Linked DNA regions of Homo sapiens: regions 1, 2, 3 and 4 are each linked to region 5. A link is a contact called in ENCODE Hi-C or POLR2A ChIA-PET data. All regions are on one chromosome and are shown on one strand. The core of a region is the stretch at or near the end of the contact, and the rest is flanking DNA. Distances in the headings are between cores, read along the strand shown.

What was found. A loop is a pair of places that touch in the nucleus more often than their neighbours do. ChIA-PET counts read pairs that join two places held with the same protein, here RNA polymerase II (POLR2A). Pooled maps may share reads with other maps.
Region 1: a loop to region 5 is called in a pooled map, with 8 times the contacts of the local background. The contact joins the enhancer-like site here to the promoter of MIATNB in region 5. A Hi-C loop is called at or near these places in 2 of 37 single-sample maps with no recorded cell type and 11 of 50 pooled maps.
Region 2: a map of posterior vena cava shows a loop between it and region 5 (4-fold over the local background). The contact joins the enhancer-like site here to the promoter of MIATNB in region 5. A Hi-C loop is called at or near these places in 1 of 168 maps with a recorded cell type or tissue (posterior vena cava) and 2 of 50 pooled maps. POLR2A ChIA-PET finds 5 or more read pairs at or near these places in 1 of 52 experiments (A673).
Region 3: a loop to region 5 is called in a map of mammary epithelial cell, with 8 times the contacts of the local background. The contact joins the promoter of CPMER here to the promoter of MIATNB in region 5. A Hi-C loop is called at or near these places in 1 of 168 maps with a recorded cell type or tissue (mammary epithelial cell). POLR2A ChIA-PET finds 5 or more read pairs at or near these places in 1 of 52 experiments (activated T-cell).
Region 4: a map of naive thymus-derived CD4-positive, alpha-beta T cell shows a loop between it and region 5 (4-fold over the local background). The contact joins the enhancer-like site here to the promoter of MIATNB in region 5. A Hi-C loop is called at or near these places in 1 of 168 maps with a recorded cell type or tissue (naive thymus-derived CD4-positive, alpha-beta T cell), 5 of 37 single-sample maps with no recorded cell type and 10 of 50 pooled maps. POLR2A ChIA-PET finds 5 or more read pairs at or near these places in 1 of 52 experiments (GM10248).

What each region holds. Positions count from the first base shown.
Region 1 is chr22:27,895,181-27,897,880 of GRCh38, reverse strand. It overlaps PITPNB (phosphatidylinositol transfer protein beta), which reads left to right. Exons shown (of 12, transcript NM_012399.5): 4 at 1-80; 5 at 744-751; 6 at 1,255-1,329. Among named protein-coding and RNA genes, the nearest start is that of PITPNB, 23 kb to the left of the region's middle. RefSeq lists an enhancer at 1,905-1,954. Within about 2 kb of position 1,445, at least 2 of the 41 ENCODE cell types and tissues checked have a DNase peak (open chromatin) inside an H3K27ac peak, as active enhancers do.
Region 2 is chr22:27,780,863-27,783,738 of GRCh38, reverse strand. The region is part of intron 1 of MN1 (MN1 proto-oncogene, transcriptional regulator); the gene reads left to right. Among named protein-coding and RNA genes, the nearest start is that of MN1, 19 kb to the left of the region's middle. Within about 2 kb of position 1,463, at least 6 of the 41 ENCODE cell types and tissues checked have a DNase peak (open chromatin) inside an H3K27ac peak, as active enhancers do.
Region 3 is chr22:27,713,689-27,716,388 of GRCh38, reverse strand. It overlaps CPMER (cytoplasmic mesoderm regulator), which reads left to right and starts at 1,419. Exons shown (of 5, transcript NR_186699.1): 1 at 1,419-1,508.
Region 4 is chr22:25,399,678-25,402,566 of GRCh38, reverse strand. It overlaps the pseudogene LRP5L. Among named protein-coding and RNA genes, the nearest start is that of MIR6817, 55 kb to the left of the region's middle. RefSeq lists enhancers at 1-60, 1,311-1,490, 1,601-1,700, 1,861-1,920. Within about 2 kb of position 1,571, at least 23 of the 41 ENCODE cell types and tissues checked have a DNase peak (open chromatin) inside an H3K27ac peak, as active enhancers do.
Region 5 is chr22:26,671,341-26,674,092 of GRCh38, reverse strand. MIATNB (MIAT neighbor) reads right to left here and starts at 1,250. Exons shown (of 6, transcript NR_110543.1): 1 at 1,106-1,250. It overlaps MIAT (myocardial infarction associated transcript), which reads right to left. Exons shown (of 5, transcript NR_033320.3): 5 at 1-2,752.

The sequences.
Region 1 (2,700 bases), core at 196-2,695, 1.2 Mb before region 5:
ATTCGTGAGGATGATTGCTCCCGAGGGCTCCTTGGTGTTTCATGAGAAAGCCTGGAATGCGTACCCCTACTGTAGAACAAGTAAGCTTGGCCCCCAGCAGCCATTGCACCCCTCCACCCTGAGAATGAGAGGGATTCCCAGTACCAGTGTCTTTGAGAAGGTTTACACTGAGCAAGGTCTTCCTTGGGTTCTTGGATAGTCACTGCTAGAATGATGGCAGAGGAAGGGCTGCATTGGGTTCCTCCCCCTAGAACTTTGTGACAGGCATAAGTTCATTCCCACATGGCAGCCACTTTGGGGTCCTAGCTGACTATGCTGGCTCCAGGGGTAAGCCAAAAGAAAGGTCGTTTACACTCAGAAGGGTGTTTTGGTGTGTTTCAACAGTATTTTACTTAAATTGCTACATAATAGAGGAGGAATAGGACAGACTTCTGAAACAGCATCCTATCATTTGCTAAATTGACCTTATAAATAATGTTTTGCTTTTGTGACATTATTATTCTTTTTAGCATTATTTTTAAAATTAGATTATTGTTCATATTTTATTTGTACTCCATAATCTAATGTACTGTATAGTGTCACTTGTGTGGAAACTGTTTTGCAGACATAAATTACTAAATAAATGTTCTGTTTTCAGATAGTTTAGTCTTTGTGACATTAAGTATTGGGACAGATTGTTTTGACTCCAATTAATATTCTGAAATTTTTCTCCTTTCATTACCTACCTCTCCATTATGCCTCAGTTGTAACGGTGAGTAAAACTATTTTTGTGTCTCATACTTTCTTTATCTTTAAACTTTGTTTTACACAGTAATTATTTTCAACCATTCTTTGCTAACTGCACCTCGCTGCATGGTTCCTTCCTGTGTCCCACCAACCAGCCGCCACACTCTACCACATGTTCCCAGTGTTCATGGGCCCTTTCCACCCTTGTCTCAAAATCTCCCTATTGATTTTATTTTGCTTTTGTTACTCCCTTCAAACGCCATATTTGTTTATCAGACCTCACAGCTTCTTTATTAGCCCGATATGCCACGTGGCAAGTAGAATTGTTTAAATTATTTAAAAGCATGTAGCATTTGGTTTGCCTGACAAGTCTATAAAAATCGGTAGCCAATGATTCTTTGTCACTTGAGTATCAGTCTCCTTGTAGAGTCAAAGCATGGATGCCTATACTGGGAAAAGCTCCCTCAGACGTGGGCACCAAGGAACAGGTAGAAGATCACTGTCATTTTCCTGTTGTGTTTTCTGCAGAATGAATATATGAAAGATGATTTCTTCATTAAAATCGAAACATGGCACAAACCAGACTTGGGAACATTAGAAAATGTAAGTTTCAACTCTGCACTTTTAGTACAAAAGTCCCTGGAAACGAGAATTCTATATGTAGTTCACTTTGTCATCATCAAAGTAATGTCACCTGTGTATCTGACCGCACCAAGCTGTGTCAAATTGAGATGAGGCGGGCAAGCAGCCAGAAACCAAATAGGCTTTCCCTATCAGTCCGCTTGCCTTGACACTTTGGTAAAGTTGCTGTTTTGATCAGCAACTCTCTTTATCCGAGACAAGGAGAGCATGAATAAACAAAATTCACAGATAATCCCCAGCCCAATTTTAGCCATTAGTTTTGCTAATTAGATTGCTTTTATATCTGAGTGTTTGTCAGAGCTGCTCTGCATAGCAGGATTGATTGCTTTAATTTTTACCTCTTGTCTGCTTTGCAAGGGTATGGGCTCATGTTAGAGAAATGGCCAAAAGGCAGGAGGGATAAAGTACTTGAATAACTTACAAAAATGTTGAAAAGCTGTTGACTTATATAAGTTGGTTCACATTTATCTCTTTAAGATTCAAGAACATCTTTGAGTTAGGACTTAAAAAAATGTAATCATTAACTTTTGGTAAGGTTTGTCGTGGAACTTGGGAAGTCCTGTTGTATAGGTTGATGCCCTTGGTCTAGGAGTTCTCAAAAGTGTGGTCTTTGGATGGGCCAGCAGCAGCACAGTATCTGAGGACTTGTTTGAAATGCAAATACTCTGACCTCACCCAAGAACTACCGAACCAGAATCTCTAGGGGTGGGACTCAGCAGTTTCTGTTTTCTGATGCACATTCATTCCAGGAGAGTAGGTTAATGATTGTGGCAAATTCTGTTTTTACTGTTCTATTACGGTGCTCTTACGTTATTGATGCCAGTTAATAGAACTTTGAATTTTAATATGTAGTATTTTACTTGAGTTTTCTTTCAAGTGATCATTTGACATTTTATGTTGTTTTTCTTTTTGTTTTTTTTTTTGAGACAGAGTCTTACTTTGTTGCCCAGGCTGGGGTGCAATCACGTGCTGTCTGCTCAGTGCAACCTCTGCCTCCTGGGTTCAAGCAATTCTCCTGCCTCAGCCTCCCAAGTAGCTGGGACTGCAGGCATGCACCACCATGCCTGGCTAACTTTTGTATTTTCAGTAGAGATGGAGTTTCACCATGTTGGCCAGGCTGGTCTTGAACTCCTGACCTCAGGTAATCTGCCTGCCTCAGCCTCCCAAAGTGCTAGGATTACAGGTGTGAGCCACTGCACCCAGCCTTTATGTTGTTTTTCTTAGTAATCCTCTATAATTTATAATCTAGATAAGATTATTTGGTGTGCATTAATCTGTATGACTTAATCTGATATTTTCAGCTTTTAAATGGGCATATCTTTGGCAGTTTTC
Region 2 (2,876 bases), core at 214-2,713, 1.1 Mb before region 5:
TGAAAGTTTAGGTAGAATTCTAGAATGGGAAAGACCTTCTCCTGTTTTTTGTGCCCCTCCCCTACAACATTTTCCAGTTGAGATAACGAAAGCCCAGAGAGGGCAGGCAACTTGGCCAAGGTCACACAGCACAGGCGCAGAGCCAGGACAGGACTATAGTTGACCTTTGGCCTTGGGCTTCCCTTCCTGCCCCTTAATGCCCTCACCTGAGAGCTAGGATTTGATTTTATCTGGCTAAGCCTCGTGCAGACCAGAACTGGGTCTTAAACTAGAGGTTTCCAAGCCTTTTTAAAAAGCACCATGACAGGGCCGGGCACGGTGTCTCAGGCCTGTAATCCCAGCACTTTGGGAAGCTGAGGCAAGTGGATCACCTGAGGTCAGGAGTTCGAGACCAGCATGGCCAACATGGTAAAATCCCATCTCTACTAAAAATACAAAAATGAGTGGGGTGTGGTGGGTGTCTGTAATCCCAGCTACTCAGGAGGCTGAGGCAGGAGAATTGCTTGAACTCTGGAGGTGGAGGTTGCAGTGAGCCAAGATCACACCACTGCACTCCAGCCTGGGCAACAGAGCAAGACTCTGTCTCAAGAAAAAAAAAAAAAAAAGCAGCACGACGTACATCCCCTGGTTGGTGGTTGGTGATGGCAACCCTTGTTCCCTTCCTCTTGTGGAGGTGGACATCGTGCAGGAGAGAATTCTTGACCTTGGGGAAGCCGCAGTAGCACCATAGCCTGTCAGATGGTTGCTGTGGGTTTCAGCCCTGGCGTTTTGATTCTTCCGAGCTGGGTGATCTCAGACAAGCCACTTCACTGCTCCCAGCTTTCTTTCCTCATAGATAAAATTGACAAGAGGAAAAAAAAAGTGTGTACCTCACAGAAATATTGTGAGGACCAAATAGTATGTTTTAGCTAGCATTATAATTATGTGACTAAGGGCACAGGCTTTGAAGCCAGACTACCTGGGTTCAAACCCCAGCAATTCCAGTTCCTGGCTGTGTGTCCTTGGGCAGGTTACTTAATCTTTCTGTTCCTTCATTTCCTCATCGGTGAAAGAGAATAATAATAGTTCCCGCCTCATGGGGCTAGAAGGATTCAGCAAGTTAATATATATATGAGTTGATACTCAGAAGCCTGCTTAACACAGAGAAAGTACTATATGCCAGCACCAGATTTTACTGAGCACTGACTATATACCAGGTGGTTCGTATATAGGGCATCAGTGAACCTAGGAAGTGCATGGTGGCATTGTCGCTATTGTTTGTCCCATCTTAGGGATGAAGAAATGAAAGGCACAGATTGGCTTGCAAGTGGTGCCGGCTGGAGGGGAAACGATGCCAGGCTGTACTTCAGGCACTTAGCCCCGGGCCTGGCACTGGGGACTTGCTCAGTAAATGTCACAATGTCATAGGGCGGGGCCGGGCTGGGACCCACTGCCCCTGCGTCAGCAATTTCAGGCCTCACTATTGGGCCGGTGTGGGGCCGGGGAAGGGAGGGGAGGATTATATGTGCAGACCTTCTCCTTGTTCGGGGCATTCAGACCCTGTGGTCTGGTCACAGCCTGCCACCATCGGGCACGTGTTCCTAGCAGTGGGATGGTAGCGCCAAGGTATTTTTTACCACCCGACAGCTCTCCCTGTGCCCCCCAAGGAATAGTTCCCTGATATGTGTGAGTAATGGTCAGCCTTCTTGTGGAGGGAATCCATGAGATGAGCTGGTCCGCGGCCCCTGATCATTTTGCCAGGAGCCCGAGTCAACCATAAACAGTCTGGGAGCCAGCAATAGAAAAATTAAACCCCTGCGTCTGGCAACTCAGGTGGGGCCTCAGGAACCTGGCAGGCTCGGGCTGAACAGAGATAGCAAGAGCAAGAGAGAGAGAGAGAGAGAGCTTGAGAGTGAATGAGCGTCCCTGCCCCAGGAGATAGTGGGAGGGTTTAGGAGGCAGACAAGCCTGGGATCGAATCCTGGCTCTGCCACTCGTGTGCTGTGTGACTCTGGGCAGGTGATTCACCTCTCTGAGCCTCAGTTTCCTCACCTGTTACATAGGTATAATTCTTGGGACCCTCTCAGAGGGTTGCTGTGGGGCCTGAGCATCTGGACAGGTTGGTGAGAGCATGGGCTTTGGTGTCAGCCAGAAGGTAGCTATTCTGTTCCCATGTGGGACTCTTGGACATGTCCAGTTCCTCTCTGGGCCTCAGTGTCCCTGGCTACAAACTGGGAAGAGTAACACCCTTCCCACAGGGTAGTGGGAATGCTCTTCACCCTGGGGCAATATTGCCCCCCCCAGGGCATACTTGGCAATGTCTAGAGAGATCTTTGGTTGTCGTGGCTGCAGGGAGGAAGAATGCTATGGGTCCCTGATGGGTGGAGGCCAGGGATGCTGTTCAATGTCCTACAATGCACAGGACAGGCCTCACTACTCTCCTTTCCAGGCCCAAATGTGAATAGCGCTAAGATTGAGAAACTCTGAACTACAGTGAGTGATTGAGGTTAGGTTCAAAATAATACTCAGGGCTGGGCATGGTAGCTCATGCTTGTAATCCCAGCACTTTGGGAGGCCAAGGCTGCTGGATCACTTGAGCCCAGGAGTTCGAGACCAGCCTGGGCAACAAGTGAGACCCTGTCTCTACAAAAAACACAAAAAATTAGCTGGCCATGGTGGCGCACACCTGTAGTCCCAGCTACCTGGGAGGCTGAGGTGGGAGGATCATCTGAGCTTGGGAGGTTGAGGCTGCAGTCAGTTGTGATCACGCCACTGCACTCCTGCCTGGGCAACAAAGTGAGACCTTGTCTCAAAGAAAAAAAAAATACTCAAAACTTTCTAGGCAGTATAGTCTATATTCAAGAGGGCTGGCATATTTATTCATTCAACAAACACTC
Region 3 (2,700 bases), core at 170-2,669, 1.0 Mb before region 5:
CATGGAGGTGATGCTATGACTTCTGAGGTTAGGTCATGACAATGCCATGCACTTGTGCCTGGTTCTCCTAAGTTACTCCTTCCCAGAACCTGGCTGCCATGTTGTGAGGAAGCCCAAGAAGCCCATGGAGAGGAATGGAGACCCACCCCCATGCCCCCAGTGGATAGCTCCTGCTGAGCTCCCAGCTAACAGCTAAAACCAATTTGCCAATCATGTGAGTGAGCTATTTTGGAGGTGGGTTCTCTGCCCCACAGTTAAGTTGTCTCAGCTGATGCCATGTGGAGCTGAGATGAGCTATCCCGCTGCACCCTGCATAAATTACAGATTATGATTGTTGTTGCTTTAAGGCACCATGTTTTGGGGTAATCTGTAATACAGCAGTAGATTACTGGAACAAGGAATAGGTAAGATAATGCACATGAAGTGCTTAGCACCGGACTAGGTGCATTAGAAGCACTTTTTACACAGGAGAAATTGAGCACAGAGACAGCGATGGTTTGGCCCAAGGTCACACAGCTACTGGACATGTTTTCCCGCTACTGCTTCTGCTTCTTCTCTGCATGGAGGTAGTGAGGATGTGACTGTTGAGTTCTGAGCTGATCCCAGGGCTGGGGGACTAGCTCCTCTCCCCGAAGACTGGCACCCATTGCTGAGAGCAGGGTTTATCAACCAGATCTGGGTATTTCCAGACAAGCTTGCTGCAAGTCACCTCCTCCCTGCCTCTTCCCTCCCAGGCCCTCAATGGCTGCCCCAGGAAGGTGGGGAAAAGTGGTTCGACTGGGCATTGGCAAGTGAAGGGCCCTGGAGGCGGGGAGGGGGCATCTCCTGGCACCAGCCCCTGCTTCCTGTCTGCCTGCAGCTCCTCTTCCCAAGCATGAGTGGCTTTGAGGGAGGATCTGGGTGACTCTTTCCTCTAGGCTTTAATAATACTGTTAATTAAGCAGCCAAGAGAAGAACACGGCTGGCGCCAGCGAGGGGACAATGGTCTGAAAAGGGAACAGAGAGACGCATCAACAGCTTCCCATGCAGGGCTTTCAAAAGAGCAGCTGTGGGGAGCAGGCGGGTGGGGGACAGAAGGGACACCGCCAGAGCCGATCGCAGTGTGGCTGGGCAGGGAGGCGCTGGGATGAGCCCATGCCAGCTGTCCAGCTGTGCTTCTCTCTGGCACCCCCTGCCTTCCCAGCTGGACGAGGGCTTCTCTGGAGCTTCTGGACAGGCTGGATGAAACAGGCAGCCAGAGGGCACCAGCTGGTCCACCCAGACCCCCCATGACACCTTATTTTGCCTCCATTTCCTCATCTACAAAATAGAAGGGTTGAACTAGTTTGCATTTCTTCTTATGTGCTGATCTCAATAGAAGGTGACTACTTGGAACGTTGACTTGAGAATTTAGAAGCCGAATCAATGCTCCACGGAGAAGCATGCTGGGATTGATTTGTGATGTCTGCCACGAATATAAGATTGGCCATTTGGGGCATGAATGCTATTCATGGATTGGATCTCCTAAGGTACATTCATTCAACCAATAAGTAGTTAAAAACCACCTACTAAGTGTAGGTCTTCTCACTCTCATCTAGTTTCCTCATTTATACAATGAGTACCTAGGGAGAAGTAGAGTCATCCCTCAGCATCCAGGGGGAATTTGTGCCAGGATACCACATGGGTATGAAAATCCACAGATGCTCAAGTCCTTTATATACAAAGGGAGTATTATCTGCATATAACCTACGCATATCCTCCCACATACTTTAAATCATTTCTAAACTAGTTATAATACCAATACAATGTAAATGCTATGTGAAGAGTTGTTATACTGTATTGTTTAGGGAATAATGACAAGGAAAAAAGTCATGTTCAGTACAGGCACAACCATCCATTTTATTTTTTCCAAATATTTTCACTCTGGTTTGTTGAGTCCATGGATGTGGAACCCACATATATGGAGGGCCAAGTGTACTTTCTTTTTCTCTGGGCTGTGATCTTTGGAGACAGAACAAATAGGAAGAAATCAGGGCCAAGAGAGAAGAGATATCAGGAGTGCTCAGAAGAAAGTGGTGGTATTTGCATATCGCCTTAAATCGGGTTGGCAAACCACAACCCCCGGGCTAATAAAGTTTGATTGGAATACGGCCACACCCACGTGTTTATGTATGGTCTGTGGTGCAGAGTTGAGTGGTAGGAGGGACAGAGAACTTATGGCTCACAAAGCCTAAAGTAGTTACTGTCTGGCTCTTTACAGGGAACCTTTGCCGACCCTGCTGTATACAATTCAAGGCATTTTCCCAGTCATCCTATCACTTGCTTTTCATGCCAACTCTCTGAGTTTAGCAGGGCAGACATTATGAAGTCCCATTTTCCGAAGAGGAAACTGCACCCCAGCCCCAGAAGGCCAGGCCTTGAACTTGAGCTTCCTATTTCTTTCCCTGGGCCCCCTTCTCCACGCTGCCTTCCATCTGACTCCAAAAGCTGCCAAGCTTTTTGATTTTGCTTCTGAAATCTCTGGCATCAGTCTCAGCCCCCAGTATCACTCACCTGATTGATGCTAACATCCTCCGGGATTTCTCCTTCTAAGCTATCTGATAGTGGCTAGAGAGGTTTTTCTTAAGCCCAAATCTAAATCAGGCCACTCCCTTGCTCAAAGCCCTCCCATAGCTCCCCCATGCTCCACTCCAAAGCCTGAGCTCTTTAGCATGATCTGTA
Region 4 (2,889 bases), core at 322-2,821, 1.3 Mb after region 5:
TACCTTTGTGTGCCTCAGTTTTCTCAGCTGTAAAATGGGGATAAGAATCCTTCCTACCATGAATTCAGTGAGTGAACGTGCACCTGGCCCAGTGTAATGCTGTTGCTGTTTCGCTTTGGTGTCTGCTACTGTGTGAAGTGCTGGGGTTGAATGTGATAGAATGGCAAATAAGGCCCCTCCGCTGTAGGCAGGGCTTCCCGTGTAGAGGGGAGGAAGGGAAACAAGCTGTGCAGCTATGCAGAGATGGGCCCAGGGGTGCTCCTTCACCCTCGGGGCGTCCTGTGAGAGGTCCTTAGAGGCCAGATCATGCTGTGGAGTCTCACTGTGATCCAGAAGGCAGTGGAAGCTACTGGAAGGCTTTAGGCAGGACTGATAGGAAATGAAAGCTGAAGCCAGACCTTTCCTAGGTGAAAAGTGTCAAGTTGATCTTTTTTTTTTAATTGAGGTGAAACTTACATGATATAAAATTAAAGTATACAAGGCAGGCATTTAGTACATCCACAGTGCTTACAACCATCACTTCTATGAAGTTAGAAGAGATTTCCATCACCCCAAAGTAAAACCCATACCCATTGCACAGTGACTTCTCGTTCCCTCTCCCCCGACCCCCTGATGAGCACCAGTCTGCTTTCTGCCTCTATGGCTCTGCCTGTTCTGTGCATTTTGTATGAAGGGAATCATACAATACATCGTTGTTTTTTGTGGCTGACTTCCTTGGTTACTGTAATGTTTTCAGGGGTCATCCAAGTAGTCCCAGGTATGGGTGTTTCAGCCTTTTTTTTTTTTTTTTTTTTGAGATGGAGTCTTGCTCTGTTGCCCAGGCTGGAGTGCAGTGGCACAATCTCGGCTCACTGCAACTTCTGCCTCCTGGATTTAAGTGATTCTCCTGCCTCTGCCTCCCAAATAGCTTGGATTACTAATGGGTGCTCGCCACCACACCCAGCAAATTTTTGTATTTTTAGTAGAGACGGGGTTTCACCATGTTGGCAAGGCTGGTCTTGAACTCCTGACGTCAAGTGAGCTGGCAGCCTCGGCCTCCCAAAGTGCTGGGATTACAGGCGTGAGCCACCATGCCCGTCCTATTTCAACCCTTTTTGTGGCTGAATAATATTCCATTGTGTGGAGGGACCACATTATATTTGTCAGTTCATCCACTGATTGGATTGATATTGGTTGGTTGTGTCTCCCAGCCAGCATGAACAGGGCTCATGCGTCCTGGTGGAGGTGGCTGGTGGGAGGATCTGGCCTGAGACTCTCCTGCTGAGTGAGGTTCAGGAATGAGCCAGGTGATGAGAATGAGCTGGGTAGTCAGTGTTGGCCTCTGAGAGGAGGGGCCTGGGCCCTGAGAGGAGCCCTGGGAGGGCAGGGTGAGGGCCAAGTTCAGGTTACAGAAGCTGTGAGACAGCCGGACATTTGTGGTTTGAGGCCTTGGAGACAATGCGCTCTCCAAACAGGGAGTCTGTTGGGGAGGCCCTGGCAGGAGCTGGGGCTGCATCCAGCCCCTTGGCTTGGTGGCCTCGTTCACTTATTTGTTCAGGAAGCAGCAGGGTCTGGGCTCCATGCCAGGCCACCCTGGAAGGCTGTCCTGGGGCAGCGCAACCCAAGCATGAAGGGCGGAGGCGGCTGTGGCTTGCTACGAGCTGGCGCCAGGGACCCACTGGCTGGCTCCAGCTGCTCTCTGCATTCTCTTCAGCTCTGGAGAGCTGTGTGCCGGCCCTCAGCCTGAGTTTCCTCATCTGCAAAATTGGGACGATGGTGTCCACCTTGCCGGTGCTGGTGGGGTCCCAAGAGCTGTTGTCTGGGGTAAGGGAGCTGGGGGCCAAAAGCTCATGCCCTGGGGCCCCAGCTGTCCTTTGAAGAGTACCCTGAGGGTGTGACTGAGAGCCAGTCCCCAGCACCCTTGTCCAGATGGGGACCAGGAGGTGGGTGAAGGTATTTGTGGTCTGAGCTCTGTGCTGGTTGCCCCCGAGGGGGCCTAGAGCCCTGCGTTAAGAGCAGAGCCCAGCCGGGCACGGTGGTTCACGCCTGTAATCCCAGCACTTTGGGAGGCCGAGGCAGGCAGATCACAAGGTCAGGAGATCGAGACCTTCCTGGCTAACACGGTGAAACCCCATCTCTACTAAAAATACAAAAAACTAGCCGGGCGTGGAGGCAGGCACCTGTAGTCCCAACTACTCGGGAGGTTGAGGCAGGAGAATGGTGTGAACCCGGGAGGCGGAGCTTGCAGTGAGCCGAGATTGGGCCACTGCACTCCAGACTCGGGGACAGAGTGAGACTCCGTCTCCAAAAAAAAAAAAAAAAAAAGCAGAGCCGGATGCTGGCCCTATCCCTTCTTGCCCCACCTGGTTAAATGGGGGCTGCCTTCCTGGGTTGGGAGTTGGGGGGGACTTGTGCCCCTAAGCCATGCAGAGACATGTGCAGACGGGCCGCTCTTACACATGCGGGTGGCCATCCATGGTCCCTGCCCATTTCCAAGGCCCTTGTAGTGGTCCCTGTGCTCCAGGTCCAGTCTCTGGTTTCCAGTTTGTCATGGTTTGCCTGTCGCCTTGTAGGGGGCAGTTGACGCTTTGCTGGCCTGGCTCATGGTGTGCCAGAGCCTGTGGCTGCTGCGCAACTGTGCCTCTTGCTCTCACAGTGGCAGGAGCCTCATATTCTGATTGAGCCTGATGGGCTGGAGGATCCTTCACAGGGTCACTGTTCTCTGTCCCTCGTGCTTGGGATCTCCTGCCGTGGACCCCCTGGGAGGTTGTCTTGCGGGTGGGGAGATTGTGCTTTCTGGGTATTTTCTTTTTTTTTTTTTGAGACGGAGTCTGGCTCTGTTGCCCAGGCTAGAGTGCAGTGGTGCGATCTCAGCTCACTGCAAGCTCCACCTCCTGAGTTCACACCGTT
Region 5 (2,752 bases), core at 1-2,500:
AGTCCCCAAAATGAAGACTCTAGGCCCTGGCCTGGGGAAGGGTGACTCTATACAAAATGGCATATGCTCTGTAGACACCAGACAGGTATTTTAAGGTTTATAAGAGCTGCATCTACTTGTGCAAACTACTGTAGCTATAAGGCTATATTTTTTTAAGAACTGAAACCAAATGCAGACTATGAGGAGTGAAGATATGCCCAATGGCCAAAACCTTGCAAGACTGGCTATACTTCTGACCCCACCTTGGTGGGTACCACTGCTCCATCAGGCCTGGTCCACACCAGAGCCCTGGCACCTCCTTTAGAAAACTACCATCTTTACCGACTTCTGATTGTTCTGACTCAGAGCAGCCACCACGCCCAAAATTGTTAGCTATGCTTTTCCCTGTGTTAGTCAAGTTCAAACCTGTGTTAGCCAAGTTCAAACCTGTGTTAGCCAAGTTCAAAGCTGTGTTAGCCCCTTCCCAGCCATGCCGACATCCAAGCTGTTAACAGTAACGAGGAATGTTAGACCTGTTGTTAGTCAGAAAAAAATCCACAAACCATTAGTTTCTGCTGAAAGGAACAGACCAGGAAGGCAGGAGTTAGTCAAGGTGAAGGAAAGGTTAATTAAGAACCGGTCAGGGCCAGGCCAGGAGCCTGGAACCCCCAGACAGGGCCAGGTTGGTTGTTAGTGGTCAGCCCCTGGGGCAGTCAGGGTGAGGCAGGGATTAGCTGGGTGAGAGCAAGAGTTAGCGCAAGGGAGCCAGAGATTAGCCCAAAGAAACCAAGGTGCCTACTGGAGGTGAGGCATGAAATCACCCCCAGGTGTGGCCCCGGCTTAGCGGCTGGCGGGCTCTGGGGGAGGCTGGCTGAGGCAGTGACGTCCGTGGGAACAGAGAGCCAGAGATGCATTCCTGGCCGGCCTGAGCATCTGCGGGAACCCTGTGAGCCCCTGAGGTTCACTTCTTGCTCCCCACTTCTCTCTCCTGCAAACTCCGAGCCCGGGGTAAAGCTGCTTCCCCTCCCCACACCCCTTTTCAACCCGACAACTAACGCCCTCTAGCTTCCGGGAATGGGACGGATCTTTCCCAAGGACTTCCGGTCACGGCCCCACGTCTACTTACGGTGGGGGAAACCGGCCTCTCTCGGCTCCAGAGAGGGGAGACGGCTCTCTAGCTGACTTCCTGTGTGGGAAAGAGTCCTCTCACTGACTTCCGGTGTCAGAAATGTCCCTCTTTCCGGCCTTCAAATATGAGAAATGTTTCTCTGGCCGACTTCCTGTGTACTAAATACTCCACTCAGTGGTTTTTAGCGTAGGAAAGACCCGCTTCATTGACTTCCGGTGTAAGAAAGGCTCCGCTTTCTGACTTCCGGTGTGGGACACGCCCCTCTGCTAATTTCCGGTGAGGGGCACGCCCCCTCCTGCCTTCCTCGTGGGATACGCCCCCCTCGTGACTTCCTGTGCAGGACAGCTTCTATCCCCGTCACTTAACAATGGAGAGGATTCTTCCCCAGCTTCCTTCCAGAGGACACAAAAGCTCAGAGCTCCACAGTCTAGAGTCTAGACCAACAGGCCTCCACACTCACGTCCCAGAGATTTCCCTGGTCCCACCTACTCCCAGTGGCAACCAGACTTCTGCACATAGGAGAGATGTCATACTCAGAGTCCAGCCTCCCACATCCACAGGACCACCTCTTCCTCCTCTGAGTCTTGTTAATAGGGCCATCCCCTGCCTTAGACCTGGCCCAGTGGACTCTGATCTTACAGCCAATATGGGGCAGCAAAGTGGGACATCTGTCTACAGGGCCAGTAGCCCCAGGTCATCTGCTTGCCAAAAGGAGGGGGACCAGCCCCCGGGGGGAGCCCAGAGCTCGGCAGGGCTGGGGTTAGTAAGAAGAGAAAACAGGGTTAGTAGGGGCTGGGTTAGTAAGTCAGAGCACAGCACCAGCGGACAGGGCACCTCAGCAGACACACACAGGAGTCGCTAAGAGAAAAGGAAGAACGCACGCAGGTCCGTTAGTTTGTTAAGGGATGATCGGGGTGCAGTTGAGGCACCCCAGGGGTTAGACGGGTTAGTAATCGAACAAAAGAGCTGCCTACAGAAAAGAAAGCTGAGACGGAGGAAGAATGTGGGGAAGTGACATGGATTCAAAGCCAAGTGTCTTGCCCCAGGCAGAAGGATCTGTGTGCAGAACACCCAGAGAGGCCAGGGCCTAGGCAGCAGACGTGTTCAACCAGGTTTGAGGGGCCTTCCTCCATCCTCATACTTTTTTTTTTTTTAGGTGTCTGCCATGTGCTGAGACCCTTATATTGACGGGAATCCTCACTGCAACCTGTAAGGTATCAGAACTCGCATTCTACCACTGAGGAAACTGAGGTTGAGAGAAGTGAGGTGACTTACTCAAACTCACTCAACAGGAAGTGGCAGAGTTGGTGAGTCTTATTTGCATTCTCTGTCCTGGAACGTGGGTCTGCACAAAGATCCCAGCCCATAGGCAGAGCCTTCTGGAGCCTTGGCTGCCCCCATATCCCAGCCCCTTGAAAGGCCCATGAGCTGCACAGTTAGTAGGATCTGGCTGCGGGGGGGTGGTTAGTAGGGCATGCTCGGGCCTGGTTAGTGGGTTAGTTGGTTGGCAGAAGGCCAGGCACCTCGTCACACGCCACAGCGTCCCGGCTGAGCCCTGGGTTAGTAGGTTAATCACACCATGCAACACTGCCCCGGCCCCTCCAGCTGCAGCTTCAGAGGCCTCCCGCCCCCACCAGCCAGGGA